Regions from separate parts of the Homo sapiens genome. Here region 1 is linked to region 2. The links are chromatin loops, found by intact Hi-C in ENCODE. Cell type or tissue: HepG2. All regions are shown on one strand.

Region 1 (2,500 bases), 170 kb before region 2:
CATCTTACCACCAGGATCCATCCTCCTCTATCATCATAACCATGATACTAACATCATAGCCAAATTTTAGGGAGGACCCTCTACATACCTCCTACATAAAAGTTTTTCACAAGTTCTCAGAAACTTCCTATGAGATATTTTTACCTTTATTATACTGAGATTCAGAAAGTTAAGAAACCTGTTCAGGATCACAGAGCTGACCACAAAGGTGACAGAGTTAAGACCCAAACCCAGGTCTATTTGACTCCCAAACTTTGCTCTGCCACATGGACATTCTGAAATCCTGGTAGTTTCCTGAATGAGCCGTGCTCTTTTTACTTCACCATTGTCTTGGCAAGTGCTTTTCTCTGCTTTTAATACCCTGCCCCTTCTTAGACAGCTGCCTAACTGCTCCTTTCCCAAGGATTTGGCTCCTATGTCACCTCCTTTGTGAACATTCCATGACATCATAAGCAAAACTGCACTCTGTGTGTGTGTGTGTGTGTGTGTGTGTGTGTGTGTGTGTGTGCGCGCACTCAGGGAATAGAATTGAGTACATACTCTGGGAAAGTGAGTTGCTTGGTTTGCTGGTACAAATGGGACATGCAGGGGAATCATGGGGAACTAGGTTGGGAAAGTAGCTTGGGCTGGATCATGGAGGCTGCTGGTCTACCAGCGGCTCCTGAGGCAAGGAGGTGTTTCCAAGACAAAATCTTGCCACAGGGTCTAAGAAGGAGGAGGACAAGGAGAATAACAGCAGAGAGATTTGAAGAAAGCTATTGCAATCAGCCAGGTGGGAGATAATGAGATACTGAATAGGACTCACCATCAAGAGAATGGAGGAGAAGGGCCAGACTTAGTGACTGAGTGTCAGAGTAGGTGAGTGAAAAGGAGAATCTGCCCATAAGAATACCAAGACTGTGAACTTGAGTGCCAGAGAGTGGACATGTTCTCAAAGACAGAGAAAGAGCAGGTTTAAGGGTAAAGACAAGTGATAGGTTAAGATATGTTAAGACATTAATGGGACTTCTAAAGGCCTTTCTTGGACAACGTAGATGGGCCACTGTTGGAACTGCCATTTTAGAAGTCATCCACATAGATATAAGAGCAGAAGCCAGAAGAAAGTATAATACAGGGGAAATCATCAAGAGAGAGGAGGACAGGGCTAAGGAGAGCTCCTTAGAGATACATTTGGAGAAAAGAATCAGGAAGAAATAAAGAAAAGGTATGAAAGGAAGCTAATGATGTGTTGTGCTGTGTTACCTTGAGAAGTTACTTAACTTCTCTGGGCCTCCATTTAAATGTTAAATTGCAATACTAATTACTATCTTGCAGAATGATGAAAGGATTGGAGATAAGTTATGTGAAACAACCAGCACCTGGCTTAGTATTCAGCAGGATTTCAGTAAACCGTCACCTTAATGATTAGTAGTGGTATATTTGTTGGTGAAAGATGCTCAGGATCACAGACCTCGAATGGGGGCAGTCCTGAGCCATGTGGTGGGAATACTGGGTTATCTGTTGGGATTACTGGCTTCATTTATTTTAGCAAACATAAAAGGAAGACCAGAAGGTCAAATTCCACTGCCATTAGTGTCTAGAAGACTAGTCCAAAAGAGCAGAAGAGTCTATCAGGTGCTGGTCAAAGCCAAACTATGTTTTCCTGCAGACTAGATGCCATCAAACCAGAATCTGTGCTCAGCCCAGCATCTGGAAAAGCTCAGAAGAAGGAAAAGTCCACAGGAGAGGTGGCTGGGACCAAGTTACATAGGACAGGCTAGAGCAGGGAGATAAGAGGTCATTCACCAGCTCTGTACTCTAGGTACTCCAGGAATTCAGCCTCTTCTAGCAGAGAAAGCCCAGGACCTGCAGAAAGATGGTTAGAGAGAAAGTTTTATCAGGTGGTATGTAAAAAGAGCACCAGCTTTTTGAGCCAGAAAAACCTGTATTCAAACTTTAGTGATGTCACTCATGGGACTTTTTGTGTTAGGGGGGAAATCGCTTACTCTCAGCCTGTTTCTCCATATGAAAATGGGACAAACAATAATTTTTTTCTTTACATGTTTTTTTGAGAATTAAATAAGATATGCAAAATGCTTGAATCATCCACGTAGATATCAATACATGGTGGTTTTGTTTCCTTTTGTAGGGCCAATTACACACCAAAGCCCACTCAGTTATAAAGATCTTCATGGTCTTAGCTATTTTTCCCAGACCACGAATGCCTGAGAGAGAGAACTACAGTCTGTGAGATACAAAAAAAATTGGCCAAAGCGGGTAGGTATTTGAGAAAATTGGGAGTCAGGCTCCAAAGTGGCTGTTAGCCCAGAAGATGGTCTGTTCTCTCACTTAATATCACGAAGGCTCGCCTATTGCATTTGTGAGCATTAAATTGAAGGCAGTTAGTTATAGGAGAGATGCTCCTCATGGGCACCAGCAGTTAGGACCCAAAAGAGACAATAATAATGGCTGCCATTTATTGACTACTGCTTTAAATATATTACCTCTACATATGGTAGAC
Region 2 (2,500 bases):
CCCAGCCCCTCTCCATCCAACCTGTCCTACTGCCTCACCAAACTCAGACTCATACCTTCCCTCCCACCTGGCTCCCTGACCACTTCTACCCAACTCGGCTCAGGCAGGAGTGGTTACCTGGTTACCTTGGGTAACCAACATATTAAGACTTTTCATATCCTAATACAGAGCATTACTCAAACTGGATCAAGAGGCAAGAAAGTGAGATTGAAAGAATATGGACTTACTAAAACCAATATTTTGTTTGTCTATCCAACAAGCAAACATCTTTTTATACCCACTTTTTGTTGAAGGTGCAGGGAAACAGGAATATTCACACACTTGTAGTGGGAAATAAATATTTATAAGTTTCCTGCGGGGGTGGGGCAAGTTGGCAATATAGTATATGTCTTTGAAACCAAAATGCGCTTTTAATCATCAATCTCACTTCTAGGAATTTATCCCAAGGAAGTAAAAATACACACACAGATTAAACTACAAGGATGCTTACTGCAGCATTTTTAATATTAGTAAAAAGCTAGATATAACCTAAATATTTAGCAACGGAAGATCAGTTAAATAAACAGTTCATTCATAAAATGAAATACTATGCAGTCTTTTTAAATGATACAGAAATACGTTTATAGATGCAGAAAGACATTTATGATATATCGTTAAGCAGAAAAGCTGGTTACAAATATATACATGCGGAAAAAAAGTCTGGAAAGACATACCAATGTGATTGTAGCTCTTATATCTGAATGGCAGAATTTATGGATAATTTTTATTTTTTTACTTATCAGTATTTTCTCAATTTTAGATAATATGCCTTACTTGTGTAATAGAAAATAAAATAAAATTTGCTTTTTTAAAGGGTAGGGACATGGTATTCACACAGACTTGGGTTCCAATCCCAGCTAGACCACCAATTAGCAGTGTGACCACAGAGACATTACTTACATCCCCTGAGCTTCAGTTTCTTCATATCCAATATGGGTATAAGGGCACTTTCCTCATGAGGTGGTCTTGAGGTTTACATGTGAAAGCATTAATCAAGTGCTTGACGCAGGGTAGGTACTGAGCTACATTTTTCCCCTTTCTTCCTGGATGTCCAAAAATAACTGAGGTAACCATTTACAATTACAACATGGTCAAACACGCCAAGTCATGTAAAATGTAGATCCGGAAATTATGAGAGACTAGTATTTAGTGCTTCAGCCTAACTCTTTTCTCTCTGATCTCCCCAGCCCCATGCAGTGCGGCGGCAGATGCAGAGATTCCCGTTATTAACCAAGGTGTCTTGAAGGTTCGGAGGCCATCCAGGTGGAATAAAGCAGGCTGTGTTACCCAGCCCCATCAGCAGGTGGGGCCGGTCTCACCTGGTGTCTTCATTCAGCCTGGCACACCTCCCCACCAGGCATCAGACTGTATGTCATAAGGGGCTATTCCGTCAGTTACTGCACATGTTTGAGACTCTCACTCTACCTGCTCCCACCTCAATCCAGTTCCCGTTTGTGCCTCCACCTCCACTTACAGTCTCACTCTTACCACTTAGGATTTTAGCCTCTTCATAGGGGAACTTCGTTGCCTATCAGGAATGTCTGGAATTTGTCCTGCCTTCCCCCAACTACTCATTCATTTCCTCACCAAACTTTATGACTACCTAATGGGTGCCAAGCTTTGTGCTAGGACTCAGAGATCAATCAGAGACAGCAGACCCTGATCTTGGGGGAGCCACACAGCCTGCCCCAAGGCCTCAGGTGGGGAAAACAGACTGGAACACAGACCATAACCAATAGCTATTATAACACAGCACTACAATGCTGTGTTATAGTAACTATTATCATTAGAATCTTTATATAACACTTGTTATATACCAGGAGCTGTTCTAAGCACTTTATATATGTTAAGCTTAATTATTACAACTTATCTATATGAGATAGGTTAAAATTATCTCTATTTGATTGATAAAGGAATTGAGGCACAGAGCAGTTAAGTAACTTGCCCAGGATAGCACAGTTGGTAAATGGCAGAACCAAGATTTGAACTGAGCCTCCTTTACACTCTTAAAAATGACAGGATTCTAAAGAGGTTTTGTTTATGTGGGTCATGTCTAGTAATATTTATCAAGTCAGAAATTAGAGAACTTTTAAAAACATTTATCGATTCCCTTAAAATAACAGTAATAAATCTGTTACATGTTAATCTAAATAATAAATTTTAATGAAAAAAAATCCATAGCAAAATTAGTAAGAAGAATGCCATTGTTTCAGGTTTGCAACATCTTTAATGTCTGACTTATTAACATACAAAGCAGATTCACATATATTTTGCATTCAGCCTATTGTCATGTGTTATTTGATTAAAGGATATGAAGAAACCTGGCCTCACACATCATGAAGTTGAATAAGGGAGAAGTATTTTAATAATCTATTCAGATAACTGTGGACATTCCTCTTTGATAGTACACCAAAACTTGACAAGTGGTGGATTTTTAAAGGGTCACTGCCATGTGGAATCT

What was found. Hi-C counts contacts between places; a loop is a spot of excess contacts. Peaks named below come from ENCODE experiments on the same cell type or tissue, not always from the same donor. Only the 100,000 strongest peaks of a DNase experiment are listed, where the experiment ranks them.
Region 1: a loop joins it to region 2, with 4 times the contacts of the local background. A loop is called at or near these places in 2 of 110 quality-filtered maps.

The regions. Positions count from the first base shown.
Region 1 is chr1:56,234,590-56,237,089 of GRCh38, forward strand. It overlaps LOC124904186 (a long non-coding RNA gene), which reads right to left. Exons shown (of 4, transcript XR_007066107.1): 4 at 1-1,845. Among named protein-coding and RNA genes, the nearest start is that of LINC01767, 180 kb to the right of the region's middle. In HepG2, a CTCF peak has its summit at 1,459; a DNase peak (open chromatin) is centred at 1,562.
Region 2 is chr1:56,407,921-56,410,420 of GRCh38, forward strand. LOC124904185 (a long non-coding RNA gene) reads right to left here. Exons shown (of 2, transcript XR_007066106.1): 2 at 2,247-2,500. Among named protein-coding and RNA genes, the nearest start is that of LINC01767, 5.8 kb to the right of the region's middle. In HepG2, a CTCF peak has its summit at 1,353; a DNase peak (open chromatin) is centred at 1,361.